5 separate regions of the Mus musculus genome follow, and all the other regions are linked to region 1. The links are chromatin loops, found by intact Hi-C in ENCODE. Cell type or tissue: left cerebral cortex. All regions are shown on one strand. Each heading gives the region's core, and the rest is flanking DNA. Links, peaks and the distances in the headings are about the cores only. Region 1 holds the start of Tbl1xr1 (transducin (beta)-like 1X-linked receptor 1). Region 2 overlaps Gm31813 (a long non-coding RNA gene). Region 3 has its middle 19 kb from the start of Gm31813. Region 4 overlaps Gm31813 (a long non-coding RNA gene). Region 5 overlaps Tbl1xr1 (transducin (beta)-like 1X-linked receptor 1).

Region 1 (6,368 bases), core at 476-5,475:
AAAACAAAACATAAGGCTCAGCTAATTCCCTTAGCAGGGAGGCTCAAGCATTTTTCACATTTAGGCTTTGTGTGTGTGTGTGTGTGTGTGTGTGTGTGTGTGTAAGGAGAACATCTAAATGTTAGGACTCTGTTGATTGTGTGTGTATTAAGGATGTGTGAGTGACAAGTGTGAGGTCAGAGGACAACCTTCAGGATTTGGCACTTACCTTCTTTATTTGTGGATCAGGGTATGTAGCCTTGCCTGGCTTGGTCTACCATGTAGAACAGACTGCAACCCAGACATCTGCCTGCTTCTGCCTCCCACATGCTGGGATTAAAGTTGGGCCTCAAGGGTCTCATTTGTCTCAGGTTCCTGACTCCACTCTTGTTTTAGAGTAGGAACCCCAGCAGGTGGCATGTCAATCTGCTGACCTTCAAGGCCAATTACTGTTTAATGATGGTAAGAGATCCTCCTAGCTTCTGGGAGGGTGAGGTCGGAGGATTGCCAAGGCTTTGAGATCTGGATGAGCTATCCAGGAAAATCCTCTCAAAACCAACCAACCAACCCCCCCCCCCAAAAAAAAGATCAAATAAACCATGAATGCAAAACCTCAAAACTTCCAAACAACAAGCAAACCAGAATAAAAACAAAACAACAACAAAACCCCAAAAGCTTGAAGGGCACTTTACTGGAGCAAGTTTAAGGTACAGGTCCCCAACTTTGGCGGCTTCTGTCATGACATTCAAATAAAGTGGTTTCTGTCCTAAGACAGTGCACCTAACAAACGAACAGATTCTCACCCTCGTTGTCCCGTGCACAGAGACCACCTTGAGGAAGCTAGCTCAGAGTCTAAGAGCTTCTGGCTGGAAGGAGGGTGGTCTTTGGAAGAGATGTCTCCTGGGAGGCTAGGAATCACTTGCTTGTCGCTGACTGTAAAGACTGGTGAGCATCCTTAGCCACTCAAAGTGTGGCTTGATTTTCTTGTAGCTGTTGTCTAGGTCCAGGGCTGGGAACCAGCTTTCCCCACCCATCCCACCATTTTAATGGGCGTTTCGGACAAAGAACCTGCATTGCAGTGTGAGGTTTATGTTGAGCAAACAGCATACCGTAAGTGGACAGCTCTTACACAATGGTAAGATACTAAATGCTCTGGGCAGCTGAAGGACGGAGGCAGGCCTCGTCTTTGGCTTCCTCAGTGCTGTTTCCCTTAACTGGACAGAAGTGTTTTGGAAACCCAGTATAATCTACATTCCCATCAGGTGACATTGTTTAATCTAACATTCCCTCTTTCACAAGTGACAATAGCTCCGGGGACACCCAGGCTCAAGCTTTGAACTTTTCTGGTAGAAAGGGCGTTTGCAACTCCATAGACTTTCTTTGGTGCCTTTCCACCTTCCAGCTACGCCTGTCAAAATAGGTAACCGCCTCCAGGGAGGGGCCAACAGGGGAGAGTCATTGACCTTGGCTGAACCAAATCTAATCTAGTCTCGGAGTTTGTTAGGCTGCACAGTCTATAGCTGTGAAAGTTACTTCAAATGATACTTTGTTTGAAAATTTATCTTTGAAGCACTAAAGGAAGACCACTGCTTGACAGGAATACACGTTTCCAAATGTTTTGACAACTTGAAACTAGAACCTTTCACCAAAGAAGGTTGCAAAGTATTTTTAAAGATAGTAACAAAAAAGCAGAGTTTCAAGATATATGCTAGAATTAAAAGGAAGGGTGCCTCTTACAGCCCAGGTTTCTGAAAGGCTCAGGAAGGTCACCGCAGTATTTTAAAAATCCTCGGCGCTCCGGCAGCCACATTTTGACATTATTGGGCAGCCAAACTGTACTTCAGAAACCGCCTTCACGTGCCAGACGCATGCAGAAAGTAGATAATATAAACTCCCGTGGATATCACACCGCGGTGCACACTTAGTGAACATTCATTCTGTCTATGGCTTTATTTTCGCGCAATGAGAACTGATCCATCAAACCTTCCCAAAAGACCCGCAGACAAGTCGCACATTTGGGCGCACAACTTCAATTTCAGCTTTGCGTTTTCACCAAACCCCTCTCGCCGTGCGCGCTGCGCGTCTCCCCACGCGCGGTGCTCCGGGTCCCATCCTAGAACTCGCTCACGGCAGGCGAAGCACCTTTCCAGGTACGCTCCGGAGCGGGCGTGTTTACGCGCATCCAAGTGTGCGGCACTTTGAACGCGGAGTCCATGTGGAGCCCGCGCCGAGCTCCCGCAGCTGCCGGCCGCCTCCGGGGATCGGAGCGGCCGCGGCTCGCGGGATTGCTGCGGGCGAAGGGACTCAAGCGCCACCCAGGCAGCGGGACAGCCCCGGCTGCGGGCTCTGGAACGAATGCGCGGCGAGCCCAGCCCCCAGCGCCGCGAGCGAGCGAGGGAGGCTGGGTGGAGGGAGAGCGGAGCGAGTGAGGAAGCCGAGTGTGGAACGGCTCGTCGGCCGCCACCCCCACCGCCACCGCCGCGCTGCCTCCACCGCGGCCCCGCCCCTCCGCCGCGCCCCTCCCCCACTCCGGCGCTCCTCCCTCTAAGTTCCCCCTCCCAGGTCCCCCTCCCCGTCGAGGTTCCCCTCCCCCTCCCAGGCTCAGGCTCCCTTCCCCCTCGCCTCTCCTTCTCGGGGCTCCCTTCCCCCTCCACAACCCGTTTCCCCACTCCTCCTCCAGGCTCCCCTCCCCCGCCCAGCTCTCCTTCTCTTCCACCACCCGGCTCCGCTCCCCTCCCCCTCCCGGGTCCTCCTCACTTCCTCCCCTCCCCCTCCGGGCGCGCCCCACCCCTCCGCTCCCCTCGTCTCCCCTCCCCCTCCTCGGGTCCTCCTCCCCTCCCCCTCCACCCCCTCCCCCTCTACCCCTCCCCCTCCTCGCTCCCTGTTCCCTCCTCCCTCCCCGCGCGCCGGGCGCAGGCCGCTCGGGTTTGTTTTGCTGCGCGGCCGTCGCCGCCGCGGGCCCGGAGCTCATTTGTGCCTGGCTGGTCCCCGCGCTCCCCGGTGCCGAGCCGGAGCCGTTGGCCGCTCGCGCGCTTGGCTCTCTCCCTTAGTAACAGCTCCCCTCCTGCCTCGGTGCTGCGCCCTGCCCCCGCGCCCCTCCCCCGCCGGACCCGCTGCCCGGCTGTCAGCGCCCGCACCCCAGGGCGCCTCGGGGTGCCGACGGCGGCCAGGAGGGGAGCGCCGCGCGTCCTGGAGGGGACAGCGTCGCCAAGCAGGTGAGCGCGGGCCCGGGGCTGCGGGCGCCGCGAACTTGGCCTGGGCGCGGGGGAGGGGCGGCTGCGCTCACGTGCTGCCCCCCCGGGTCGGGGTGGCTGCGGGAGGCACTGGGCCCAGGCGAGCGGGCTTGGGGGCGCAGGCTGGATGCGGGGCCGCAGCCGCCCTGTGCTCACATAGCGGGGGAGCGGCCAGGGCTCAGGATGGGTGCTGGTCCGCGCTCGGGCGCGCGGGCTGCAGTCGCCCGGTCGCGCACCCCTCGGGCTGTGGCGCGCGGAGACCCCGGGCGGCGGCGGGGACCGCGGGCGGCTGTTGGGGCGCGGGCGGGGGAGGGGCGCGGCCGGGCCTCGCTCACTCAGGACGCGAGTGTGGGCACCTTGTGCCTGTGGCCTCCCCACGAGGAGGCCCTGGCCACAGCCTCGGTAAAGTTGGGTCAGAAGTGTATACAGTTGGCAAACTTATTGCCAGCTTCCTGGTAAGTTTCGGGGTGGCACACAAGTCACATTATCTTCTGACAGTATAGAGCCACGTTGTGAGTGTTTGCTGGGTGACTTCCTCTTTGCAACCGATGTCTTTTTTTTTTTTTTTTTTTTTTTTTTGGAACAGGGGCTGACTTTCATTTAAGTGTAATTCCACGTTGAAAGGCAGCTCGAGGCGAATCATGCATGTGTTAGAGTGTTCGGTAATTTTGGAAGTTCTCAATTTGGATTAAATTTAGGTTGTGAAAATGGTCTGTTCTGTGTAACATTTGGGTTGGGTGGCTTTTAAGAAACGCTCTCTTTGTTAGGTTACCCAACACTGAAAATAATTTGGTGATCACACAGAAGAGTTGGAACATAGCTAAACATTACATTTCTTTAACAGTCTGGAGTTTTCTTAAAACCTTGGTTGGACTTTATCGGCCCCAGGGTGAAGGGTTATATGCCATTTACAGTTAATTAGGGAAGTTTACTGTTGGCTTTCTTGTTTTTCCATATAAGAACCTTATGCTGGTCTAAACATGTTAATAAAGTACGGTGGATGAAATGATGTGTTATTTCTAGTTTGAATCTTGAGATTGAAAGCCCCCCATCAGTGTAAAACAATACAAGGCCATGTCTTACTGATTTAACTTAGCTAAAGTGCTTTGCAGTATCTTGGTGGCCCATTGAAGGTAGTAAATGAGTTTTGGGTTTCCCTGTGTGATTCACGTTCAGTTTTGTTAAATAAGACCCATGCTTATTGGAGCACTTCAGTAATCCTGACTTCCTGGGACTGTATGTTCTCGCCACTTTAATAAGTTTATAGTCTGGGGAAGTAGGGCATCTTTATCTGCACAAAAACACTGTGTATCAGTTGGATTGAATCGTGGGAGTTAATGGCAAACTTCCCAAATTATCACTGAGAGTTCTAGAAACAGTTGGCATTTAGCTATGGGGGAGGGGCGGTAGGTCGCCAGCCTGCCTGAAAGGGGTTGGGCAGGTCCTGTGTGCCCTTCGTGTCTAAATGGAGGCTTCTCTGCTGCTTTGACTATTTCTCTCTTAGTTTTGCTGCCCTGCATGGGATGAAGTCTGTAATCGCAAACACTAAACACTCAAATTACTTGTCTTACCTTTAGTTTGTAAACTCAGATCTCTAGAATTTAGGACGAACACGCCAACCCTGTGAGGAAAGAAAATATGTGTAAAAAAAGCTAAGCAACTTCATTAACTTGTTAACGTCTTCAGAATTCTTGCAGTTGACCCTGTCTTTGAAGCACACTTCTAATCTGTACATGTTGTTAGCATAGGAGACTGGTGGTAAATGGAGTGTGTGGGTGGTTTTTTTTTTTTTTTTGGTAGTGTTGGGAATTGAGCCTAGAGCCTCACTCCTGATAGATAAGTGCTCTACCAATGAGCTACTGCCCAACCTTGATATTGTATTTTGTTGAAGACCAATAAAACATTTTAACTTTTTATATAAACCCAAGAACCTCTTTTGATACTTGTAGTCTCCATCTAATTAAGGTTTTTGCAAGACTGATTATCATAATACCTGTCTGCCAGAGAACCAGAAATAACTGCTTCCTGTGAAACTGGTAAGCTTTCAAGCTAGCGAGCTAGGTCGCTACAGCTTTATAAACATGGGGTCTCTGATGAAAAGGGGCTGACACATGGACCTTTGACACTTGAACCTGTTGAGTAAATGTCCTAGTTCACTTACAGCGATGAAGTGTAACTGCAGAGTGGTCTCCACACAGTTTCTCCAAGGATGGCTGGCTACTGTGGACATTCACTGAGCAGGTGTGGATGGAGCTGAAACTATTTGTTAAGGTTTGATACTTACATTAACACTGAGAGAGATGGCAGAAACATTGGCTCTGCTTACAACTGTTTTTCTAGTACATGTGAATTTGACTCATTTTCAGAAATATTTACAGTGTATGTACATCCCTGAAGTGGGAAGAGGAAACAGTGAGCAGGAGACATTTACATTTTGTCCTCAGACCTGGGGTTGTGTAGCAAGAAGGCCTTCACCTTGCTTGCTGAACTGCCATCAACAGAGCCTTGGGATGATGGTCAGGAGGTCTGACGACTTATGTTGGTGGCATCCTACTTAGTAATTGTACAGTTTATTGCCTTTTTGCCAGACATCTGGACAAGGACAGGGACTCTGCCTGAGCCACCTCCAGGAAGGTGTGAGGAGGCACTGCCTGTCACACTGCCTGTCACACTGCCTGTCACACTGCCTGTCGCTCAGGCCTTCAGACTGATCCCTGTGACCAATCTGTAGTGTTGGCTTTCTCTGTGGTGAGATGGAAAGGTGCTCCAAGGTGTTTATTAGGCTTTGAAGAGGCCTCTACCAGGTCGTTTTGACCCTTGTTCCATGCTCTTTCTGGATGACAGTTTATGACACATTTCCCTGCTGCTTTGCCACGCTTGGATTTCTGATTTCCTGACAGACTTCTTGTTTCTGATTGGGCTGAGCTCTGAGGTACCTCTGGTGAATAGTCTAGGAGTCCTGATATCATGCTTAAGCCTTCTGTATGCTGAGGTATGGGGTCTTGTCCGTTCCTGTTTTCCCTAGATTAAATAAAGGTAGCCTCCGTATACTGGTGGTAGGAAGAGAATATTAAGAGTGGAGAGAAGAGTGTGGTCAACAGTCCACACAATCGAGCATTTCTCAAAACTGAGTGTTCCTGCATGTTGTGTTGTCTT
Region 2 (6,368 bases), core at 935-5,934, 140 kb before region 1:
TGTTACTGTTGCAACACTCAATTATGAAGGAAGGGGGAGGGGACCCGATTCCCGCCGAATAATCTCGGGGTCCAGTAGTAGGGTGAACACGTGGTGGCACCAACAGCAAAGCGGCATGGTCCAGCAGTGGGCGTGACAGAACAAATGAGCAGGAAGCTCCACCCCTGAGCAAGCAGGTTTCAGGCTGGGGGAGGGGAGACTACATTTGATTACTTATATTTTTGGTTGTGTGGTTCTTTAGCATAGACTTTGTTTAGACATACCTGGTTTAAGAGACTCTCCACCCTGAAAAACCAAAGAGGCCTGGCACAAGGTCAGAACTTCTCGTTGTTAAGCTGTGGGAAACCCCTAAATAAGTAGTCCAAGGCTAGGTAAAGGGGAAATACATGTACTGTCTACACTGTCCAGAGTCAAAGGAGACTCCGTTCTAACCTACTCTTTCAGAGAGTCAGACTTAGGTAAAACTAGATCGTGCAGAAAAAAATTTCAAGAGGGGCCAATAGGAAATGGAGTTGGATATTCTTTAACAACAGAAAAGACAAGCACTTCGGGGTTGGGGGAATAAGATACAACAGAGCTTGCTTATGGATATGGGCTCCTCGAAGAAGAGCCTACATTATTGCCTTAGAATAGTCATATATATGATATATATGTCATTGTGTGTGTGTGTGTATGTGTGTGCATATATCACATATATGTATGTATGTATATATATATGTATGTACACACACATATATACACACATATATGTATGTATATATATATATATGTATATATACACACACACACATATATATAAATGGTTGCATGATTTAAATAAATCTTATTTATTTCAAGGAATTTAGATGAGATCCCAGAATGGTTCCTGGGCACCTTATGACAGGATTACAATGGATAAGATTAACATAAACCCTGAGTTACTGGGATATTAGAAGAAAGGATATTTCCACTGCAAACCAAATTAACATCTTTTACTTCTAGAAATGTATTATCATATATCTCCACGATATATGTATAAAGGTTCACATCCCAGGCTGTGCATGTATAGGTAAAAGAAGAAGTCCGGAGTTGGTTCTCTCCTTCCACATGGGTTCTGGGGATGGAACTCAGATCTCCAGGCTTGCAAAGCCCCACCCCCACGTCGCTACCCACTGAGCTGTCTCACCAGCTTTAACAGTCTTGTTTGTAAGCGTTCCAAACAATATTCTGTAGAGAAAAATCAAGCCATCCTCAAGATAATGTAAGCTTAGGACTTAAGCATGATTCATTGCTAATTTGGCAAAGTATTTCTATGTGAAAAGAATCTTTGGGGTGGGGAGAGGGCTCGGTCAGTATAGCACTTGCCTCACAAGTGTGAGGACCTGAGCTTGATTCCCTAGAACCTACACAGAAAGTCAGGCATTACCATGAAACCTGCAGGATGGCAAAATGGGAGGTAGGAGCAGGCAGGTGGGCGGACCCTCTGGCCATCTAACCTGGCCTACTTCAGGGAGCAGACCAGAAGCTAGAGGTAGGACGCAAGTGCCTTTGCTGCATTTGCTGAAGACCAGAGATGAGTCCCTAGTACCTATATCTGGGAGCTTTCAACCACTGAAAACTCCAGCTTCAGTCGATCAAACATCTTCTCCTGACCACAATAGACCCTTGCACATACATACATACATACATACATACATACATACATACATACATACATAGAAACACCCATACACAAAAACAACAAAAAACCTGAGAAACCCCCATCTCAAGCAAAAACTGGGGATCACCTGGTGAAGAAGGACACTTGAGGTTGCCCTGTGACCTTCACATGTTGGGCCTTCAGACACATACACAGGAATATTGTTTGTATGACAGCAACTTTCACAGCAAATTTTAACTTTAAAAAGAAAAAAAATCTTGCTTTCGGCTGGCTAGAGGTTTCAACTAGGCCCCAAAATGAGGGTTCATTTTCTTCCTGACCCCATAAGTTCCACTTTTCTGCACGTCTCACCATTTCAGACACTTCTAGGGAGGGCTATCAGGGGGCCATCTTGGAGATTTTTTTGCCCTGACTCCTAGCTTTGTGCATCCCAGCTGTGGCTGGATTTGAGAAATGGCAGCTTCAGATTGCTCTCTGTCAAAGCATTTAGGGGGAAGTTGCCCTAAGGTTCTGAAAGGACTGGCTGCAGGAAGAGAAACCCTTACTAGTGAGAGGCTGTCTGCTCTGCTTCCTCCAGGGGAAACTTAAGGACTTTAGATCAGGCAGCTCCCTGCCGGGAGCAAGGGGGGGCGGGGGGGGGGGGGTGAGATCAGGCGAAGGAGGGCCAGCCCTTCCCCTTGTCATTCTCCAAATTAGGGCTGGCTGCCATTATTTTTTTTCCAATTAAAAATACTGAAGAGAACTTAAAGGAGACCAGTCCTGTGTCTGTAAATAAATAGCCTGTTTGGCTATTCAGAAAAGGCACCATGTTGCGTGAGTTATTGGATGTATTGTCTTTAATATGTGAATGTGTTCTCTAAAACAAAGTGGCAGCCATCTATACAATTAATTAGTATCAAAGCTCCTTTCATGTACCCTTCACAGCAAGGGGGAGAGAAGTAAACTACTTAAACGAATAAACTTTTAAAAAGAAAGAAAGAAACCTAAATAAATAAATAAACCCCTCACTCTAGGCAAAGTAACCCCCGGAACTTATGATAAAGAGATCTTAATTAACCCCAAATCCATCTACTCTTCTCTGCTCCAGAACCGAAACAGAATGCTAAGGCAATTTACTCGGAGAGCAGTTTTGCACCATAAATCTGGGCCATGTTTTTCTGTGCGTTTGCCCTGCAGTAAGCTTAAAGAGAAACTCAACCACCAAACAGCCTTGGAGGCAAAGCAAAGCCCTAATCACCCGCAATGGTGATTGCATAACACCCGCCTCCCAACCCCCACTCCTAAGCATCAAGAGGCAGGCTTTGGCTTCTGGTTAGAGCACATGCCTTTCTTTTTTTTGCCTGTGTGAGAATCATTGAAAATGCTCTTTAAGGACCAAAAGTCAGGGCACGTGTGTTTTCAGAAGAAATGGAGGTCACTTGAGGGTGACTTCTGAGTACATCCCCCAAGCCAAAATGAATCTGTATCGATATCTAAAGTGCATCTGCTTTTAGAGCAGAAGCCACCATCTGTTCCTAATTGGTGCCCTGGAGGTACTCCCTGTGGAAAAAAAGGGCCTGGCCGCAGCAGCCGCGCCTCCCCGGGGCTGCAGACTCCGCTCGGGGCCTTGCTGGTGCAATCGAGTGCTCCTCTCTTAGATAATGCCAGGTATTCTGGAAAGTAGCCGTGTAATAATACACAAACCCCTGATGATGTCAGCGTGTTATTGACTTTCCAAGTCTGAATGACTGAGCAGAGGAGAGGGGGGGTGGGGCGCCATCCATCCGGCGGCGCAGAGACCAGCCGAGCGAAAATGGGCTCACAGTCCAGCGGGGGAGGGGAGGCGCGGCGGCTGCCTGGCCAGGCTGGATGGATCTCAGCCGCATCAGGATCGCCTTCACCGAGTCAAGAGGGGGCCTGGGCTAGGGAGAGGGGGGTTTCAATGTTATGTTTAGCCAAATATTCCTCTGGCCGATATAACTGCTACCACCACCTACCTCCAAGCGCACACCACGTGGCAGAGCAGATTACAAAGCTAGCAGCAGTCACCAAGGTAGGGGAGGTTGGAAAGGCCTTGCCCCATCCCGCCCCCTACACTCCAACACGCACAAGATACTGTCCTCAATATCTGGAAAGCTCCAGGTCCCTTTTTCCTGTAGAGTTCTCTCTTCAGAGAGCCTCTACGAAACTGCTCCTCAGCTCTGGTGACATTTTGTGGGTCATGTTTTACATGTTTCCTTACAGGTACACAGTGTGGGCTCCTGTTCCCACCTTGCAAACTGACCATCGGGTACTCGGACCATGTTCAAGGCTAGGTTAACAATATTTGCATTGAAAGACCCAGAACCTCCCCTCCCCCGACTTTTGCTACCAACTAGGGTGGGGCCTGTGCCACCCAGCTGGTGTCTCCTTGTCTCTAGAGCCCTGGCTTTTCTTTTAGCACTCTCGCACATCCAGCATACCCAGCTTGGATCCTGGCTGTCCCCTGTCCCAGACCAGAAATCGGCTTCCCCTGCCCCAGGTGTGTGCAAAGGCCACAAGAGTCTTCGCTCTGGAAGGGGAGGGCGGGGCCTGTGCAGAAAGGAAAGCAAACTCGTGCTTTGGAGACAGGGGGTCTATTCAAGGCTTCTGAGCTTGGGCTCAGGGCTCAACCTGTTTGGTGGCCACATCAGTGAAGTTGGGACAGCCACTGTCCTCTCAGCAACTGGGGAGTCATACATCTAGACTTTGCAAAGGTCTCTCTGTCTCCCTTTTTTAAAATGGGCCACTCTTTCTTGGGAACATTGCACTTGTCGGGTCAGAGCCCCTGTCCCTGTTTCTGAAAACAGTGTACAGACCCTTGGATTCCTAAATTCCACCCCCTTCTGATGCTCCAAATCCACGAGGATCCCAAAAGAATCACTTAGTGCAGGGGGTGGAGACCACACTGGGCCTAGTTCACCCCACTCTCCTACCTTGCCCTAAAGGATTAGCCTAGGATCCTAATGCTGACATATTTTAATCCAATCAGAAGCCTTCTTAGGGAACTAGAAACTGGAAGTGTAAAAGACAACTCCCTAGGCAGAAACTGAAAAAAATTAAAAAGTTCAATGTGACCCCATTTCCTGGCCTAATGCAGGAGAGACCAACCAGTATGAAGACAGAGATAGTCAGAGAAGGAAACAAGAACAAAGCCGAGAAGCCAGCAGGTTGTGGGTCACAATTGTGACCTTGCTATAGCCCTCCCTGCCTCATATTCCTTGTGGCAGCCTAGTTTGTTTGTTTGTTTGTTTTTAACACATGAATGTCTCCTTATTGTTTAACTTAATTTATATCTGAGTTATATCTACCCACAACCCTCAAAGCCAAACTGCATTTCTTAATCCACGTTGCCCAAGCTCTCAGAACTAGCTCTTCAGACCTCGTGTGAGCCCCACTGTTTTGAGCTGTGTTCCCAGAGTGTTTGTGCCTCAGCCTTAACTCCCACAACCAGATGCTCAGTAAATCTACTGCAGATTGCAGGGGCCCGGATTGAATGGCAGGAAAGTAGCCCGATAGCTGTTGGAAGCCCAGACTTCGGTAAATGTAAAGGAAGAGTGTTACATATTGCTTCGGACTTCCAGAAGCCCATCTGCCCTGCCCTAGTGGTAATTAGTGCTTATTGGAGTGAATAGAAAAAGAGAGATTATATCTCCCTCTAAATTGCTTTTCATCCGAATCTTGAAGAAAAGGAGTGAGTCGTCAGGCTTCATGACTCCCTGCTGTGGAAGGAGGAAGGCTAAAGCAGTCTAAGGTTACCAGAGTTTATGGGAGGCGCGCAGGCCCACACTGTATCCTAGGATAAAGTTCAGTCAAGGCAGAACTGCCTTGCATTCCCCTAACATTCGCTTCCAAAAGGTTTTTTTCCAACCCATGAGTCACTTCCAAGTCAGAATCAGAGACAAACGCCTGTAACTGTGTGCCAGTGAGTCAGATTTCCACCCTGCCTTATGGACGCTCTTCTAGCTCCAAGAAGACAGGGCAGTCCGCAGCCACCCGGCACAGCATGAAAGGTGTTACAACTGCTGCTTGTTGGAACCAGCTCCCAAGCCCACCTCTCTGGCATCCAGCATCACATTTCAACCCATCAAAAGCTGGTTTTTTTTCTTCCCAGTGTATCCTCAATCAGGAACTGCGGGTGCTATCTATCATGCTCAGAACGTGCCCCCACCCAGCCCAGGGAAATAAAGGTGAATTCAAAAGGAAGCCAAGCCTCCAACCAAATTACCAGATAAACAAAGAAGCCCAACATGTCTGTGCAGGCCATTAATCTGAGGGCTCAGATGCATGTGAAGCCAGCCTAGGCAACAGTGTGAAGCCCTGACTCATAAACTAAGACACCAGGGCTGGCAAGATGGATCAGAAGGTAAAGATGCCTGCAACTAAGCTTGATGCTCTGAGTTCCATCTCTGGGACATACATGAAGAAGAAAACTGTCTTCCTCAGGTTATCTCTCCTCAGAGATGTACACATTTACAGACACATTGTGGCAGGTATACACACACACACACACACACACACACACACACACACACACTCGCCCTGGAGTGGGCTTTTGAAAATTCTAAACACACCCCAGTGAGACACTTCCTCCAATGAGGCCACAGCTCCTAATTCTTCTAATCCTCTCAAACAGTTCCACTCCCTGGTGATGAAACATTCAAATATATGATCCATAGGGGCCGTTCTCATCCATACCACCACTCCTCCTAACAAAAAAGGGAATCATTGT
Region 3 (6,368 bases), core at 791-5,790, 93 kb before region 1:
AAAGAAAGAGGAAAGAAGGGAGGAATGGGAAGACAAAAGGAGGGAGGAAGAAAAAGATCTAGAACAAAAACCAACTTCAAGCCCAGAAGGAAATTATTTGAGCTTGTTTGAAAAAAACACGAATTAGTAAGCATGTGAACTTAGTACTGCATGAGAGTCAAAGGGATCTGATGGTCTCCATCTGTGCAAAACCAGTCACTGAGCCCAGGAGGCAAGGGAACGTGGGCACTACAGGAATTGAAAGTGTAAAAAAAGAATTGAACAACTATTCATTTATTAGGGCAAGGCATGTGCACCACAGTGTGTGTGTGGAGGCTAGAGGACAATTTAGGGGACTAGGTTCTCTCCTTCTACCATGTATAGCCCAGAGACTGAACTTGGGTCTTCAGGCCATCTCACCAGACTCGAGTGTAAAATTTCAAAAGTCAAAGTGTAAATTTAGCACTAGACTGAGAATGTGGCTCATTGGGTAGAGTGCTTGCCTCTTGCGTGCATGAAGCCCTGAACTGTACTTCATAAGCCTGTCATGGTGTTGTCTACAACCTCTGTATTCAAGAGGCTAAGTTAGGAGCAGCTGAAGGTCATTTCTGCCTGTACAACAGAGGTTACATGAGACCCTGAGTCAAGGAAGAAAGGAAAGAAGGAAGGAAGGAAGGAAGGAAAAAAGGGAGGGAAGAGAAAGGGAAGGAAAAGAGGAGAGGAGGGGAGGGGAGGGGAGGACAAGAGGGGAGAGCTGAATCCAAGGGTGTTCTCAGGCCTTGATCTTTGGTCTTCTCCAACCCTCAGAGAAAAACTGAGGACCTCTTCTCATTGAGTCCTACCATGGTTTGAATCTGAAATGTCCCGCCAGTCTCATGTTTGAATGATTCCTTCCCAGCTGATGTGCTGTTTGGGAAGCTGTGGAATTTTTAGACGATGAGGCCTGACTGGCAGAAGTAGATAACCTTTAGAGGTTAGAGCCCAGCTGCTGTTCCATTTCTGATTCCTAGTCCACCACAGAGGGAAGAAGCTCTCTCACACTCCCACTGCCACCAGCATCTTCTTCCCATGGACTGACACCCTCTGAAACCATGAGCCAGAATAAATTTTCCTCCCTTGGCTTGAGTCTGGCCAGTATTTTGTCAAGATCATCCAAAAGTGAAGCAGGTAGGGATGCAGTTCAGTTGACAGAACACTTGCATAACCACACAAGGCCCTGGGTTCAATGCCCAGCACTACAAAGATAAGTAACTAGCGCTGCTTTCAAGCCCGGTTGCCTTGAAGTTAAACCATCACCATCAGTTTCTGGCTCCTGGTGTTTCAGATCCAGGTGGTCCTGGAACATCTTGGCTCTCCAGGGTCTGTACCTTAACATGTACAAATGGATGTTGGAAACGCCAAGCCTCCAGAGTCACACAAACCAACTAAGTTAACTTTTTACAACAGCAAAGTAGAGGTAACAAGATGGTCCTGTGGGTAAAGACACCTTCTGCCAAGCCTGATAACCTGAAATCAACTGTAGAAATGCACTAAGCACTGTAGTGCATATGTGCCCACATATATTTTTAAATAGTGTGGTTTTTAAACTTAAAAAAAACCAACCTCTTATTTATTTAAGTTGCATCTATTCCACCCTATGTACATATTCTTTATGACAAAACACACACACACACACACACACACACACACACCTGGTTCCATTTCTCTGGAGAATTTTGATTCATAAACTTAAAAAAATTTTAAAAAGGGAGGGGTTGGTAAGGAAAAAAAAATCAAACTGACCTCATGGGTCTCCTTAATAACATACAATGATTGAGCCTTGGAGAAACATACACAAAATTTTAATGAAAAGAAACAGTGACTCCGGAGCATTTAGTAAGGACATCATTCTAGAATGATGACAAGCATGGATCTTTTCAAAATAAAGGAATCAGAGAACAAGGGCCATGTGACCTCCTGGGAAAATAGGACAGTGAAACTTAAGCAGGTGAGAGAGAAAACATAAGAAAGATGAAAGCAGCTGAGCGTGAAGCCTGGCAGAGAGCTTGAGACACAGGGAAGTTACACTACCATGGTAGAGATTACAATCACAAGAGCTGAGCACTGTCAATAGGGGCAGCTTGAACAGAGTAATTATGGAGCTTGGTGGTGGAATGCTCGTCTAGTTAGTGAAATGGACAAAGCCCCGAGTTCTAGCTCCAGCATTTCAAAAATCAGGAATGGCAGAACTCTCTGTGATCCCAGATATGGAAGATGAGGTGGGAGGACAAGAAGTTCAAGGTCACCCTCAACTACCCGGAGGGTTTGAGGCAAGTCTGAGATAGGTGAAATCCAGATTCAAAGGAAAAGAAAGAAAAGGAGGAGAGGGTGTTAAAGTCAAAATCTTTTTTTTCCCATTTTTTATTAGGTATTTAGCTCATTTACATTTCCAATGCTATACCAAAAGTCCCCCATACCCACCCCCCCCCACTCCCCTGCCCACCCACTCACCCTTTTTGGCCCTGGCGTTCCCCTGTACTGGGGCATATAAAGTTTGCACGTCCAATGGGCCTCTCTTTGCAGTGATGGCCGACTAGTGTCCCCCAGGGCTCTTTCTGCTAAGGCTGGGTTCCCCTCGCAGTGGTACTGTCTTTGAAAGGTGGCGCCTCAGGGACAGTCTTCAGGCCATGCAGGCTTGCCCTGGCAGAGGATTGTGGGACCGCAGTCCCTTCTTCCTCTTTCTGCTTTTGCTCTGGCTCTTGAGGTGACTACCCCCAAAACCTAAAGCAATGAGACAGCCAGAGCGAGAGAAGCAGACTCCAAAAGTAGGATCTAAATTAAGATCCCAGACATTTGTCCCAGCAAGTTGAAGATAATGCAAGAACACAACTCGCAACAAATGGGGGAGTAGCAGTAGGGGCTGTGACATACCTCCATTCTCTGTTATCTAAAATTGAAGAAAATACCTCTACCTCTAAGTGTTTCTCACAACCTTTCATATAACATTGAAGAGCTTCTGTAGAAAGTACTTCTAATGGAGAAATTGCTTTTCTTCTTCATGTGTACTTGTATAAATTTATAGGTATGGTGAGATATTTTGACAGATCCAGACAGTTGCTAATGATCAAGTCAGTGTAATTAGCACACCCTGAGTCAAAGACAAAACGAGCTTTTGAAACTCCGTACTTTTGATTTTTTTTTTTCAATGTACTTCATTTGATTTTTCTTTAAATTCAGTGGTTTTGTTATCTTGGTAATTTTTCCTCCTTTTGGGATAGTGTCTCATGAAGCCTTATGTAGCTAAAGATGACTGAACTTCTGATCTTCCTGTGTGAACCTTCAGAGTGCTAGGATTACAGGCATGCACACCATGTGTGGTATACGTAGTGCTGAAGATCAAACACAGACCTTTGTATGTGCCAGGCAAGTATTCTATCAACTGTGGCAGAACATTTGTATCATAATACCATTTTTATATAGTCCATCTATTTAAATATCTAGCTGGAAAGATTCAAGTCAGCAGTAACTATGCAATTTCTGGTGATTCCATTCTAAGTAAATAATAAATGAAGCTTATTTTCTCATTACTACTTGACTAAAGAATTTGGGTGACTTTCAAAAACATCCAAGCAAGGCTGGCAAGGTGATTTGTTGTACAACAGCGCTTCCAATACCCAGAGCCCACGTGGCAGAAAGAGGCAGCAGAGGTCCCTTGACCTCTGCTCAGGTGCTCCAGCCAACAAGAGCCTCCCCACCCCCTGCTGTTCCAAACACACACTGAATAAAGAAATGTTAAGCAAAATAAAACAACTTTGCAGTTCTTAATGGAAGGAACAGCTTTCCTTTTTTCCCCATTATTAACCTTTTTAGTTACCCTACAAAATAGTAAGTTTCATTAAGCAGTTTCTTTCTTAAAACACAGCAGGAGTCATCTGAAAGATCCTAGCAGGAGTGGAGATGTAACACATGCTCTTTAACTTGTTTGGTTAAAATAAATTTCAGCTTCTAAAAATACTGTGTTCTTCCCCAGCTAGCTTCTTGCCATTTAAAATTTGACACAGTGCTTACCAAAGATGACTCAAAATTCAGTTATTCTTATTTCCTGCATTCTTGATTTCCATACAGAGCTGCAGAATCTTTCCAAGGAAAAAAAAGTGGACCTTCCACCCACTCCTACTTTCCCCTGGTAAAACTGCCCTGGCTGCAGTTTACCTTCAAGGTAAACCAGGGAAATGACCCAGACACTGCCTTTCAGGGAGCAGGATTCCAACATGTGAGTAGTGGTAGCAGGTACTCCTGATTTTAAATAATGCCTCTCAAGAGGCCCAATGGCTAAGAGCTCCTGCTTTGCAAGAATGAAAACCTGAGATCAAATCTCCAACATGCAAGTAAAAAGCCAGGCATGGCTGGCTGCTCTCTTGTATACCCTCAGCTTTGCACGGTAGAGACAGGCAGATTCTGAAAGTTCATTGGCCAGGCAACTCCAACTAAATGCTAATCTTCTGGTTCAGTGGGAGACAGTGTCTCAAGGAACTGAAACCATCAGAGAAAGACATACTATACTCTTCTCTGGCCTCTGCATAAGGACACACACACACACACACACACACACGACAGAGAGTGAATAATGATTCTGGTATTGTGGCTATGTAACACCATTGCTTTTTTGCTGATTCTAGGGGAATAAGACTACTGGATGTGAAATGTGTTAAGATTTAAACAGGCAACATATGTAAATAAATTGACACAGATTAAGTCTTAAGGAATCCATAGTTAATAGTGTTTTCAAAACAATTAACGATGCTACTCAACCACAATGAGATCATATCCTGATAAGCCCCTCAGTAGATGAAAATATCACTTAACACCCATCACCTACTGGACAAACCAGCTAAGCAACCATGCTGGAGAGTATTGGTTGCTCACATTTGTGATCCCAGGCTGACCACAAACTGAGAGTACGGTGCCACTGCCCACTGTAAGTCATACCCCAAGAGGAAGATCAAAGCTCAACAACCCAAAAGAAATAAAAAAAAAATCACTAAAGCCAACCACTTTAGCTGTCAACATAAAATAGTTTCATTAGTTGGAAAGTAAAAAACAAAACAAAACAGAACAAAAACCTGGAGAATGAACCAAATTGGAGAACATTCTAGAAATCTCTCCAGAGTCTGCTTTTCCGATGTGTATGGAATCTGTGTTGGTTTTCGTTGTTGTTATTTGCCTTGGTTTTTAGTTTAGTGAGTATTACCTAGGCCTAGATGACCCTTCTAATTACATAGTTGAGGAGAACCAAGAACACTGATTCTTCTTCCTCTACCTCCAAAATTAGAGGATCACAAGAATGTGTTACAGTTCCTTACTTACATGGTGCCGAGACAGATGCCAGCGCTTCGTGAATGCAAAGCAAGCACTCTACAACTGAGTTATATGCCCCGTCCCAGCACTTAAGTTACTGAGGCAGCATATAAGGCCTCTCCAAAGATTCCAAGAGTGGTGTAGAAACCTCTGAGGGTTTTTGTCCTATCCACAGCTAGACAACTAGACACTCTGCTCATCACCCAGGGTATCAGCTTGGAAGCCTGGGTCTGGATTAACTTTTATGAGCCCTACTGTTGATCCTACTGGGAGAGAATAGGACCATTATCCCAATTTTTGAGCCAAAATTAAAGTAAGTTTTATTAAATGCTGGCCAAGACTATGGACTCTACCCAGATCCATACTCAGGATTCCCAGAAAACGGCCTCACACTGTGCTAATCTGGTGATTATAAAGGCACAACCTACAAGGCTGTGTATTTGCTGCCTTGGGGGTAAGCATACATCCTGCCTATGTACTTCCTGGTCCATGTGATTAAGGACATCCTGAGAAGTTGAAGCAACCAACCTTGTTTACAGAAGTGAAAACATTTTCATGGCTTGTTATCTTGCATGAATAGTAGCCCCCAGAATCCAGGAAGTTATCTGTCCGTGGGCAGAGAAAGTTATCTGCATTATAGGTTAGAGACATTTTTGTTTTATAGATCCCTTCAGCACAGGAATTAAAACTTAAAATATAACTTTAGCCCTCACAGTTGGAGTATATCATTTACCAAGCTGTAAAGGGCAATTAGGTTGTCTGATTTCACAAGACCAGGTTCACCGGATGGTGTCCAGCTTCCCCTGGTGAATGAGTGACCAGAACGAAAGCACTCTTCACCTCTGCTGAACTTGGATCCTTGAAGGTGGGGCTGACTAGAGTTACCAGGCTGTACAATGCTGTCTGGCCACATCTTGGAGCTGGGCACATTTCTCGTCCTCCCCTCAGGGAGGGGTTTATAGTACAGGCAGTTTTTTCAAAGAGGAACATTTCCTTAAACAGGACACCTTAGGCTTATCTGTTGTAGGAGAACAATTAACACAAGCTTTGTG
Region 4 (6,368 bases), core at 617-5,616, 190 kb before region 1:
GAAAACTCAGAATGGACAAGAGTGGGGACAAACTATAAAAAAAAAAAATCCCAAGGCCCACCCCCCAGTAACTCACTTCCTCTTATAAAACTGAGCCTTCTAAAGGTTCCATTACCTTTCAAATCAGAACTACCACCTGGAGACAAAGTACTGAAATACTACTATAGTACTTTGAGGCTACAGGAGACCATTTCACATACACACATACAGGATTAACTGGGTGGTAAATTATTTCGTCAAATTCATTTAATAATAATTGATATTTTGTTTATTTATTGTTTGTGTACATGCATGCATGAGTTCAACCTGTGTTCTATCATCATAAAATCAGATATCCATGAACCTGTATCCTGTCAATAATAGACCAAGATAATTGTGAAGCCTACTCTGTAACCTATCAGTCATGAATCCAAACATGGATGAGATCGCCCTTTGTCCTGTGAGTCACAGACCCAAACACATGTGAATCTGCCCTGTATCCTACGAGTCAGGGGCCTTTACATGGATGACTGAACTCTGTACCTGCTTTTGTCCCTGGTTTATGACTAGCTCCAAGTCATCCATTAAGGTCTGTGTACCCAGTCTACTCCATGCCTACACATATTAAGTGATTTTGCTGTGCAGGGTCTCTCAAAGCTATCCTTGTCCAAGTCGTTTAACTCTTACCTGCAGAGTCAGTAACTTAGAGCTAGCAAGACTTACACTTGTTGACTAACACCAACTCTAAGCATTTATCAGAGGAAAGGAATACTCAAGAAAAGAAAATTAGCTGAAGAGAAATTAAGGGAGAAGAATTCTGGCTGACTAGCTAGCAAGTCACCTGGTTTGATCCTTATGAACAGACTAAAGACCATTTTACCACAAGTCCAGACAGAGATCTCTGTCTTAATGATAAATGATCATTATAATGTTTCTCCTATATAGTAGTCATACCTGCCATCAGAAAATGTCCTTTGCCAGATTGGAGAGATCTGAAGAGATAGATCTTCATGTCTCTGAGTCAGATACCCAGCCAAAAATTCAATAGCCATTTTCTGTATGTTTATCAGTGATCAGCCTTTGTGTGAAAGCACATGATATGACTGCTTCACTCAGAGAGCTGACTTCCGGTTAAAAACACTGTACATGGTTTGCAGTGTGTAAGAATTATTGCAGAGACTCACAAACAGACAGTAGGCAGTAAGTAATTGTTGAATTTTCTATCACCTTAGTGAAGGTTTAAACATCATTGTGGAATAAAGGATGGAAGGACATAAGAAACAAAGAAGGCATAGAATGTCATGTCTTCTGGGCATGGCTTGGCCATTATATGCTTGAATGTTCAGTAGCTAGGACTACCTGCACAAGACCTATACAAACTGAGTCCATCAAAATCCCCCCATGAAGTGAGTGAGAGTGAGGGTCTCACCTGGTTCCACCTCTCTTAAAGAATTTATAGGCAGTTGCTGGGAGAGGGAACGGCATTTTCCTTAGTGATATAGCCATTGATACAATACAGCACAGATACTCCCATGCTCCTCTGAGGAACCCTAATTAAACTCATTGGTTTGCTAAGAAGATAAGAAAACAAAATCGTTTTTTTTTTAAATTAGGTATTTTCTTCATTTACATTTCCAATGCTATCCCAAAAGTTCCCCATAGGCTCCTCCCCGACTCCCCTACCCACCCACTCCCACTTCTTGGCCCTGGCGTTCCCCTGTACTGGGGCATATAAAGTTTGCAAGAACAATGGACCTCTCCTTCCACTGATGGCTGACTAGACCATCTTCTGCTACATATGCAGCTACAGACACAAGTTCTGGGGGGTACTGGTTAGTTCATATTCAAAACTGTCTTTTTAAAAATAAATAAAAAGACAAGACAAGCTACTTAAGAAAAATGAAAATAAGGCAACTTTATAATCACAGCACTTGGCATTTGCAATGAAATTTCAAGGAGGGAAGAAAACACCCAAGAAAGGGTTTCATTGAGGTGGAAAGATTCTGAGCTGAACTGGCAGAAGAGGCCAAACTGGAAATTCAAAAACGTCTTATTTACAGAGAAGGTAAATCATAGGCTGGCTGGGCTTGGGGGCTTGGAGCTGATGTTAGAGTTCTCACATCACTCCAGCTGGTTGAAGAGATCTGGTCAGGCACTGCAGGAAATGATGCTTCTCCCTGAACCATGGGGTGCAAACAGTTTTGCAGAAGCAATTCATGCTTAGCTGCCATCTTCCTTTGATTCTTGCCCCTTTCCAAATGGATCTTAATTTTCAAGTTATGTTTTGTGATAAATATTGAGAGATTTTTTTTCAATCGATTTTTTTTAAACAAGTGTATATCAGGATGGTCTAAAACTCAATTAGTAAAATATGCCTTTTAAAATTATTGTATTTCTTAATAGTATTAGGCAAACACACATGCTCACACATATGTGTGTGTGTGTGTGCCTATGTATGTTAAACATGCACATATGTACATGATGGGGTTCTGTACATGTCTCAGGACACATATGTAGAGGCCAGAGGAAAACGCTGTGGACTCTGTTTTCTCTTCCACCTTTCCCATGGGTTCTGGGGATTGAACACACATTGCCAGACTTGCTGTCTTACTTCCTGAGTCATTTTGCCAGTTCTATTTTAGAGCGCTTATTCATGAGTGTATTCATGTATAAAATTTTGGATTTCCTTCTTGCCCTTTCCCAGTACTAAGGTCAGATCACGCCTACCATATGCTTTCATTCCCCTCACACGCCTCTTCTTCCCAAATGTGTGCTATGATTTAGAAAGCATATCTATTGGGGTTTATAACTTAGAATCAGAAACTTAGAACACCCACGATACAATTTGCAAAACACAAGAAACTCAAGAAGAAGGAAGACCAACGTGTGGATACTTCATTCCTCCTTAGAATAGGGAATAAAATACCCATGGAAGGAGTTACAGAGACAAAGTTTGGAGCTAAGACGAAAGAATGGACCATCCAGAGACTGCCCCATCCGGGGATCCATCCCATAATCAGTCACCAAACCCAGACACTCTTGCATATGCCAGCAAGGTTTTGCTGAAAGAACCCTGATATACCTGTCTCATGTGAGGCTATGCCAGTGCCTGGCAAATACAGAAGTGGATGCACATAGTCATCTATTGGATGGAACACAGGGTCCCCAATGGAGGAGCTAGAGAAAATACCCAAGGAGCTGAAGGGGTCTGCAACCCTATAGGTGGAACAACAATATGAACTAACCAGTACCCCCAGCTCGTGTCTCTAGCTGCATATGAGGCAGAAGATGGCCTAGTCGGCCATCATTGAGAAAGAGGCTCCTTGGTCTAGCAAACTTTATATTCCTCAGGAGAACGCCAGGGCCAAGAAGTGGGAGTGGGTGGGTATGGGAGCAGGGCCGGGCCGGGGTGGGGGTGGAGGGTATAGGGATAGCATTTGAAATGTAAATTAAGAAAATACCTAATAAAAAATATATTAAAAAAAGAAAAAAAAGAATGGTCCAAATACAGCTACTGCATAATTTTCAACGGAAGGCCCCTTCAGATAACAGTGCTGCAAATAGTCCCACTACCACCTTCTCCTTTGGAATAGGGTGTCCTTCCAGAGCAAACAAGAGTGTACTGTGCTCCCTGGTTCTGCTTCTAGCTGCTTCGGTCGCCTCCATTTCTCTTGGAGATGATTGAATTATCTACGTAAAGATGAAACAGCTAATCCTTGGGGTGGGGGTGGGGAGAGAATTGATTCGTGGCCAGCAGACATTTAGTCTCAAAGCAACTGGGGACGCTCCGGAAGTGATTAGTGCTAACAGAAGCCTTGGTTCTCCTGGCAGGCTAAATGCTTTAGAAACACCAGGGAGAGGGAAAGAGCTTTGTGTTTCTTCCTAATAAATCTCCCATCTTATTGTCAGAGGCAGTTTGCCCTCCTGGGGGCCTGGGCTCCAATCTCAGCCTTTTGCAACTGAACTCTGCCTTGCCTGATGTCCATTTCCATCACAATGGCTTACTGGGTTCTAAAAGAGACAATCTGCCACACCAGGCTTCTCAATTTCTCTGCCCCTCCTTCCCTCCCCACCAATCACGTCTTGACCTCCCCCCCCCCCCCCCCCGCCTCCTGGCTCAGGTACTCCCTGCTTCCCATCCTTGCTCTTGCTCCAGGGATCTCTTTCTGTAAATCCTCTGAGAGAATTCCTGGATTAAATTTGAAGTAAAGCATTACAAACCTCTAACTCGGTGTCAATTACTATTTGGCACTACATTTTATGAGGAAGAAATGCAATAAAACAGCAATTTCTAAATTTAACCCGCATTACATAATATAATTATTTATTGCAGAAGATGTTGTTTATACATCACCCACGTTATTGATTGCTATGAAAAAGGCAATGTACAGGAAGCCATACAAATTGATCAATAGTTAAAGTGATTAATCAAATATTTAATTTGTTTCCATAAATTTTAGTCCAGTACGTGTTTCACATCACACAATGTAGCTATGAACTATAACTCCGCTCCCCAGCAAGACGCACAGAGAAATGTCTTTCTTCTATTTCTGAAATGCTGCAAGAGAACACTAAAGCTGAGTAAACCATATTTGTCTTTCACACTCCCACCCATCCTCATTTTGCTCCCACTACTAACAACCCAAAGCTGAAACCACTTAAGGATTATAATTATCCCTCATCATGATCGACTGTGTGATGACGAGGCTGCTACCCATCACAAATGATGTTGCTGGAAAGGAAAGATGTGCAGCCCAGAGACATTCCCTGCTTTGTTTTTTGCTTTATCCCCTCCTCCAGGCAGAGGGAGGGAGGGATGAAATTCAGTCAGGAAAACAATTAGCTTGCCTAGCTTCACTGCACTGTGATATCAAATCACACAGCAATTAAGAGCTCCAAAGAGCCCCAGGTTGGTTTCACGCACATTCAAGGATGTAAACCGATCTGTACCCGATGAGCTAAGGCTGGACTGCAAATGAAAAAGTCAGAAGAGGTAAGCAGTGTAAAATTCCATTCTCTGCCTAATCACACTTCACTAATGGTGATATGCGCTCAGAGTACCTCTCAGTCGGTACACAGAACATTTGCATGTCTCCTCAAGCCTTGATAGATGGCTACAGAATTCTACCCTGTGACTTCTCTGGCAATACATGTCAAATGCAAAAGGCTAATATTTTCAGAAAAAATATATATACATTTGATGGTGAATAAAAAGGATAAGTGAAGTGTCCCATGGTGGGGCTACAGAGACGGCCCACTCAGGAAAAGTTCATCCCGTGTAAACATTTGAACCTGACTTCAATCCCTATTACCCATGTAAAACGTCTGGTGTGATGGTTGGTGAATCTAAGCAGTGGGCAAGTGGGAACAGGTGGATCCCTGGGGTTCACTGGCCAACCAGCATAGCCTAATGGGCAAGCCCCAGGTTCCAGTAAGAATCACTGCCTTTAAGAAAAACATGATACATAGCTCCTGAAGAATTAAACCTGAGACTGACATCAGGCTTACTCATGCATGCGCACAAACATGCATTTCACGGATACACAAGTGTGCATGGACACACAGCTGAACATACACAAAGAGGACAAGAAAAGCGTCATCTTTCCCATCACCAAAGTCTTAACTGTTGAATTTGGCACAGAAATCTCCAAAGGCAGACAAGTGCGGGAGAGTTTTAACGGTAGGAGAACATTACCCATCTTCTTCTTCTCCCTTCTTCCTTTTTGCTCTTGAAACAGGGTCTCTACCAAGCTCGGAGTTGTTAGGTTTTTACTATTTAAAAAGAAAACAAGAAAGAAAATGCCTTTATCTTTAAAACAAAACAAAACAAAACAAAAAACTGCCAGCATACATTATAAAACCTTCAAAATAAATGCTTTTTGTTTTAAAGCAGGTACTGTAGCCTGCCCTAGGCCCCACATACAGCCAGAGATGACCTTGAACTCCTGATCTCCCTGCTTCCACTTTCACTGGGATTATAAGCGACTCGGCTTCATCCCCTCTTTCTGTTTTTATAGATTTGTTTGTTCCTAATTGAGTGCTTTTCTCTTAGATAGCTTTGTTACACTTGGACGTGTTATGTTATAAGGCACCAGAGTTCCCAGTACAAAGTAAGCCATGACGGCTCCTTTTCTCTTGCTTCTTTCTTCTCAGAAGCTTTCTCTGTCACTTAACTATGGATTTAAGAAGAAATAAAATGGAACATGGCAGATATTAGTTTGCCTATGGCCCTGTGAATGGCCCCACACCTATGTGCATATGGGCAGCATTAATTGGCCTCAGGAGGTTATTAATACAAATAAAGAAAGAAGGCATGAGGTCAGGAAAGAGGTGTGGGAGAGGAGCAATAGGATGAGTTGGAGGGAGGTTAATGATGGATGGGTTTGATC
Region 5 (6,368 bases), core at 847-5,846, 67 kb after region 1:
CTGCACATTTATTCTCTTTTAGTGACATTTTCCTGTTTCCTAGTATAACATGTTTTGGGAAAATTTTGGAAATCTTTTCTAACTGTGTCAGAATACTTTCATGGAAATATTTAGAGACAGACTGATAAAATTACTCAGGTAATAAATGGGATTCCTGACAACTTGAGTCTTAGGAGCTAGAAGGGAAAGAATCAACTCCTAAAGATGATACATTTTTGACCTTTGCGTATGCACTGTGGCATGAGTGGGTATGTGCCCTTACACACACATTCACATATACACTACTAATAATATTTCAGATAGAACATATTATGAACAATTAACAGAAACATTGCTGACTTATGTATCTCCTCAGTAGCATTTGATATTGTTTATGATGCCCTCCATAATACAACAGTAGGTAAATTTCTGTTAGAATACCTATGCACCTCTCAGGGATTACACTTTTATTTGTAGGAGATGGAAGATTACAACAGATGTTTCAGCGAGAGAAATTCAAGTGCTTGAAGCATAATAACCTGTTTTGTGAAGACTGTTTCTGATATGTTTTCCAGTGGGTAGTTGGAACTAACTAGTCCTAGGCCCCTCTCCAGGCCAGATTGCTTGCATGCAGGGTAGAGTGCAGCATCTTCCCAGGGCCCTAGTACTCTTCAGAGCTTAAGCCCGGAGGCCCTGGCCATGCTGTTAATGTTGGCCGGAGGTTGTGCTTCTTCTAGTCTTTACAGAGCCCTGTTAACTCTTTCCTAGTGCTGTCTCCTGACCTTGTAGCTGCACATGAGGTGGGCAACCTTGTGATGCTTAACTGTTTCTCCCAGAGCTGCCAGGACAGAGGGGGAGCACTCTGCTTGCCTCCACTCCATTCACTGTGAAAGAGGGAGAGGAATCTTAACTTCTGCTAAAGACTGTGCTCATCACAGAAGCTCAGATTTTCTGTGTCTGTATCTTAAGTGCAAGTTAAAAACAGTTCATGCTGTGTCTCCTTTTATGTCTCTTATTAAAAGATCTCCATGGTATCTTGTTTGTTTTGTATCTTCTGTGGCCTCTTTGTAAGGTCATTATTATGCTTCCTTTGTAATTGAAGTTTGGAGAGACAGTGAGTTTTTCTGGCTCCTCATCATTAGTCTTGAAATGAGGTGACTAGCTGTCAGCTCACTTGTGGTGTCTCTCTCTAGTTCTCAGCTCTGCTTACTGTACAGTCTAATATTAAAAGAAGCCATCCTCTGCTCCACTTCTTACAGGATAATAATTAGAATAAGAAGGACACTCTCTGCCCCTCTTAACAGCCAGTGGCTCTCCACCCCTCTGGTCACTTGGTAGAGGCTTTGAAGCTCAAGTGATGTTCAGGTCTTACGCAAGATCAGTGGTTTTCAACCTTCTCAATGCTGTGGATCTTTCATACAGTTTCTCATATTATGGTAACCCCCAGCCATACAATTATTTCATGGTTACTTCACAATTGTAAGTAGCAACTTTTAGGAATTATAATGTAATATCTGATATGTGACCCACCACCTGAGAACTGCTGCCCCAGAGACATTATCTAGTGAGGACCCAGGGTGCTGCAGGTTAAGTCTTCTCACCTCTGTTGTGCTGTTTCAGTCTTGATACTATGAGTCCTCTCCTCAGCGCTTGGGGAGAGTGTGGTCTAGTAGGGACAGTGCCAGCCCCTCTTCTCCCCTCGCCAGCATGCCTGTGGGTTTGTATCATTGCCCGTGCCTGCCTTTAGATACGTGTGCAGTTCCTGTAGCTTCCCTTTTCCTGGCGGTTTCATTCCCCTAAACTACTGTTTTGTTTTGTTTTTGAAGGCATAACACATATTTGTGTCACCAAAAACCTAGTATTTCTTAGGCATTGTGAGCTGTATCACAAATTTATAATTTTAAGAGGAGAGGAACAATTTGTTATACCTGAACAATAGTGATGTATTCACACATTTTAAAAAGTAATAGACTTTTTTTTTTAAACATGAATCTTCAGTTTGTTTTTTAGTAACAGCAAAAGTTTGTTGAAATTGTTACTTCCAGTGAACTGAAGGCTTTTTCTGTCCTTTTGAGATGTGGTCTGAGTAGGTCAGGATTGACCGTGAGTTATGGGTGTATGCCAGCATTCCTGGCTCAAACCTAAAACTTATACAACTAAACTTTGGCCTTGTTAATTTTGTTTTGACAGGGTCTCATGTGATGGGGCCAGCCTTGAACTCATGATCCTCCCGATCCTACCTCCCAAATGCTGAGAGGTAACTAATAACAAACTTGACTCACTCTTTAATTTAGAAACTGTGCTGCAATTGAATTTGAGCTGATGAATTTTGAAATCATTGGTAACCTTTTGCTGTATTTCTGCATGGTGGTTTATTTTTTTGTTTAATGGAAGGTACAGTTGCATCATGCACAATGAGACTAACTCAGCTGAAGGTTGTTACTGGGTGCTTAAGTATCTTTGTATGGATGTGTGGTCTTGAAAATTGTCCAGTTTTAGGAAAAGTAAGGTCATAATTTACAACCCTTTGGCTCCAGTTTCCCCAAGTAACTTGAGTAACAATGGAAGTGAAAGCAAGGACAGAGGATGGGGAGGCTTCTGACTGCAGCTGAGACCAGGCTGCTTCTCAGATCTTCCTGCAGGGGGAGCTACCCTCACCTCATCGTATGCTTGGTGTCTGGTAAGCTGCGTGTGTGTGTGTGTGTGTGTGTGTGTGTGTGTGTGTGTGTGTGTGTCTGTAGCACTGTGTGTGTTGGGGGAGGGTTCGAACAATTGTGAGTGTGCACCCATGTGTGTGCATGTGTGTGTATGACTGGCTATCAGCTCAGCATAGTGTACACTGTTTCAAAGGCTTTCTTCTACACTGGAGGATTGCTGGACATGCAAAGAAGATAATTGATATATTTTTCTTGTTGTTTTTTTAATCAGCAAATGAGGAAGGATCTGGTGGAACTGATTTAGTATATAGCTCCTTTAAAATTGGCCCCATTTGGAATTGGTCCATTTATCATCTTGGAAATCATGTACTAGGGCCACTTGGAATTCTGTGACGTTTTCCCTAGGAATTCATTTAATAAAATCTTTTTCACCTTTTATTTATAGAGCTGGGGTGAACTGCAGCTATGTCTATCTTAACGAACACAATTAGCTCTAGTAAGATTTTAATTTTTCCTCAGGTCTAAATGTGACTTCCAGAATTTCCACAGAGAATAGAAACTCATGGCAGTCTTGTTACACTGTTGCACAGGCTACTGAACTAAGGCCTGTAGACTAGATGGTTGTTGGGTTTGCACTTTTCCTGGGGCAGGAGCCACATTTTTGAATCAGTGGGCCAAATGAATTTATTGTTAGATCTAGTCAAAATAATTGTGTTATTTTTTTTCATAAATAAAATAAAAAGCCTAACTACATTAAAAAGCACTACTTGGAAGATATTTGCTTAGTCCCAGTGTCTATGCTAAAGGCCTTTCCTAAGATTATTGCGCTGTTCACTTTAGGTAAATGCTGATAGTAGCTTAAAAACAGAGCTATTTTGTTTGGAGACTGAATGAACCTTAACAATCTATAAAGTCAGCTTTGGAATTCATGAGGTGTACTTTAGTTTCTGTTAGTGGAATGTCAGTCAGTCTGTCCCTGCCACCTTCTGGAAGTTGTGTGAAAAGGCTGTCATGAGAATAGCAGCCAGCCACTGCCTCTTCAGCCCTTGTGTTTGGTCTGTGCCTAGATCCCACACCTGTACTGTTAGAGCAGTGAATCCAAGGACTACATATCTTCCAGGTGCTATTCTTACTTATGGAAGAATAGCAAGCTGAGCGAGCAGATAAGCCTTGATGGCAGAAAAGGCTGGGGAGGCATGCTAGACAGCTATGGGAGCACCCTCTCCATGAGTGGTCAAGGGACAGTCCAGGAAGGAGTGGGGCTAGGTTTGAGGGAAGAACGTCTTTGCAAGTGCATTTCCAGTACCGGAATGTCCGTGCCTTGTGGAGGCAGCGACAGAGGACTGAAGGCCAAGGTAGAGGAGAAGCTGATGGAGAACCAGTCCTAAAGTGCTATAGTGCACAAGTGCTGGAACCTGGGCTGCAGAGCAGACAGGACTGTGTCTCTAGAAAGCAAATGTAAAGTAAAGGGCAGATGATGTGCAGGACACAGGTTTGCAGCTTGGGTCTCATTTGTCCTGTGATTAAAGCACATCTGTAGTGTTAGTTAACTTCTCTGCAAGTATGTGTCTTACAAGTTTAAAGTTTTCTCTTTTTTTTTCTTTTTCTTTTTTGTGATTTGCTTTTTAAATGTGCTGCACAGCACTTAGGTGGCCATAAGCAAATACGATCCTTCATCTTAGAATTGTGATATGGCCTTCAGTGTGTTGCTAGGAAATCCTTTCGTTTAGGTTAAACTACCTGTACACAGCTGTGTCTATCTGCTTTTTCCCCCCCCGACAGACAGGGTCTCTCTGTATAGCCCTGGCTGTACTGGAACTCACTTTGTAGACCACGCTGGCCTCGAACTCAGAAATCTGCCTGCCTCTGCTTCCTGGCTCTCTGTCTGCTTTTTACTGAAGATGAACTTGCTCTTGATGCCATAGAAACAGTTTTATACTTAACTATTTAAGTGATATTTACCTTAAGGATCTATAGTCTAAAGAAAAGTTAAATAAAAAACTAAAGGGTGTTGAGGAGAGATAACCAGTAGAACTCCCATTAAGTATATCTGTAGGTGTAGTGAGGAAAATTCTCACTGATGCCAAGGAAGGAAAAGAGCCCTGGAAAGAGGGAAACTAACTGGAATGGGCTGGTTCAGTATTTTACCCAAGAAATGTTGTGTGGAAAGATAGAAAGATGGAGTGGTTAGACATGCAGATGGGTGGGGCATTATTGCTGGTTTATTGATGCTCAGTTTAGGTGACAACATTGTTTTGGATACTTGATAAGGGCTCCGGCCTCCAGTGCAGCTTCCCCCACCCATCCTGCGTTCCTGATGGGCCACAGTGCTGCCTGGACAGCACACCATTCCCCACTGTCATCCCATCTCCCAGCAGATGTCAGTGGTCACTGTGACTTTGTTCTGTGGAACTGGGATTATAGTGTCTACTTTTAAACTGAATTTTATAAGAAGATTCTTATGAAGAAGCTGCATATTGATGTAAGAACGGACTGGGTAGTACAGGTGATTCCTAGAATTGTAACATGGCCTTCAGTGTGTTGCTAGGAAATCCTTTCGTTTAGGTTAAACTACTTGTACATAGTTGTGTCTATCTGCCTTTTTTTTTTTTTTGGTTGGTTGTTGTTGTTGTTTGTTTGTTTTTCGAGACAGGGTTTCTCTGTATAGCCCTGGCTGCCATGGAACTCACCATAGGTGTCTGAAATTAATAATTGCCAAGGAAGCAGGCACATACTTTTTAGTCTCTGTGCAAACTGTGCCTACAGTTTTTTTTTCCCTTGCTTTTCTGGTGGTCGCTATGTAGAAGACCAGCCTAGCCTTGAACTCAGAAATCCCCCCACCTCCTGCTTGCAGGCAGATGCCTGTAACTCAGTCCTAGGGGTCCAGTGTCTTCCCTCTTCTGGTCTCTGCAGGCACTTATACATACCTACACACACATGTCAGGTACACCTATAAATTCACAAATACACACAGAAGTAAACATTGTAAAAATCCTTTTTAAAAGTTTATATTCTATAGTAAAATAAATGATGTTCACTGTGAGTAGCCCTAAGGTCACCAGAGTCTGATGGCAGCTATGCTTTGTTGGGACTCTGTAGTGCTGGGTATAGAATATTTCTCAGCCTGCAGCTCCTCATACCTAAAACTAATGTTTCACATGTACTATACCATCGAGAGCTGTAGGTCAGTGGACTGCTGTAGGTTGCCATGACTTTTTGTAACTCTAATGCTAAGTTGAGTTCTGGGTCTCCAGTAAGCATGGCCATGGTGCTAGGATACCTGGGTGCTCAGTGAGGAATAAAACCAGAGGAACAAACCCAAAGAGACCGTGGCTTTCATAGGTTATCAGAATGCTGCTTAGTGATCGTAATTGCTGACTTGTGTAAACTCTCCTTTCTAGCCATCGCTGTGACTACCCTCCTTTTGGTGGCATCAGTTTGGTGCTACCTACTCTGCACTGATGAACAGTGCCCCTTCTGAGTATCACCTCTTAGATGTGGCACATGAAACATATTTTTTACTTTATTCTCTTTATTTATTAACTCCTGACTGTAAGTACCCATCCCCTTTCCTCTCCCAGCCTCCCACCCCCACCTTCCCCCATCCATCCTGCGTTCATTTCTCTTCAGAAAAGGGCATGCCTCCCATGGATATCAACCAAACATAATATATCAAGTTGCAGTGAAACTTGGTACCTCACCTCATATTATGGCTGGACTAGGTAACCCAGT

The links. A loop is a pair of places that touch in the nucleus more often than their neighbours do. Peaks named below come from ENCODE experiments on the same cell type or tissue, not always from the same donor. Only the 100,000 strongest peaks of a DNase experiment are listed, where the experiment ranks them.
Region 2: a loop joins it to region 1, with 9 times the contacts of the local background. A loop is called at or near these places in 40 of 42 quality-filtered maps.
Region 3: a loop joins it to region 1, with 5 times the contacts of the local background. A loop is called at or near these places in 15 of 42 quality-filtered maps.
Region 4: it touches region 1 in a loop (5-fold over the local background); 2 of 42 quality-filtered maps call a loop at or near these places.
Region 5: a loop joins it to region 1, with 5 times the contacts of the local background. A loop is called at or near these places in 16 of 42 quality-filtered maps.

Annotation. Positions count from the first base shown.
Region 1 is chr3:22,073,761-22,080,128 of GRCm38, forward strand. Tbl1xr1 (transducin (beta)-like 1X-linked receptor 1) reads left to right here and starts at 2,892. Exons shown (of 16, transcript NM_030732.3): 1 at 2,892-3,194. In left cerebral cortex, for the core only: no CTCF peak of the experiment used is centred there; DNase peaks (open chromatin) are centred at 1,200, 2,397, 2,634, 2,977 and 3 more places; H3K4me3 peaks cover 3,940 bases; H3K27ac peaks cover 3,885 bases.
Region 2 is chr3:21,932,760-21,939,127 of GRCm38, forward strand. The region is part of intron 3 of Gm31813 (a long non-coding RNA gene); the gene reads right to left. Among named protein-coding and RNA genes, the nearest start is that of Gm31813, 28 kb to the right of the region's middle. In left cerebral cortex, for the core only: a CTCF peak has its summit at 2,209; DNase peaks (open chromatin) are centred at 2,200, 2,919, 3,333, 4,284 and 2 more places; H3K4me3 peaks cover 1,346 bases; H3K27ac peaks cover 3,729 bases.
Region 3 is chr3:21,980,536-21,986,903 of GRCm38, forward strand. No RefSeq gene overlaps it. Among named protein-coding and RNA genes, the nearest start is that of Gm31813, 19 kb to the left of the region's middle. In left cerebral cortex, for the core only: no CTCF peak of the experiment used is centred there; DNase peaks (open chromatin) are centred at 2,757 and 4,085; H3K27ac peaks cover 1,010 bases.
Region 4 is chr3:21,888,423-21,894,790 of GRCm38, forward strand. Gm31813 (a long non-coding RNA gene) reads right to left here. Exons shown (of 8, transcript XR_001783797.2): 4 at 5,675-5,751. Among named protein-coding and RNA genes, the nearest start is that of Gm31813, 73 kb to the right of the region's middle. In left cerebral cortex, for the core only: no CTCF peak of the experiment used is centred there; DNase peaks (open chromatin) are centred at 2,625, 3,846, 4,619, 5,317 and 1 more place; H3K27ac peaks cover 548 bases.
Region 5 is chr3:22,140,835-22,147,202 of GRCm38, forward strand. All of the region lies in intron 1 of Tbl1xr1 (transducin (beta)-like 1X-linked receptor 1), which reads left to right. Among named protein-coding and RNA genes, the nearest start is that of Tbl1xr1, 67 kb to the left of the region's middle. In left cerebral cortex, for the core only: CTCF peaks have their summits at 2,574 (motif pointing right) and 3,624 (motif pointing left); DNase peaks (open chromatin) are centred at 2,749 and 3,637.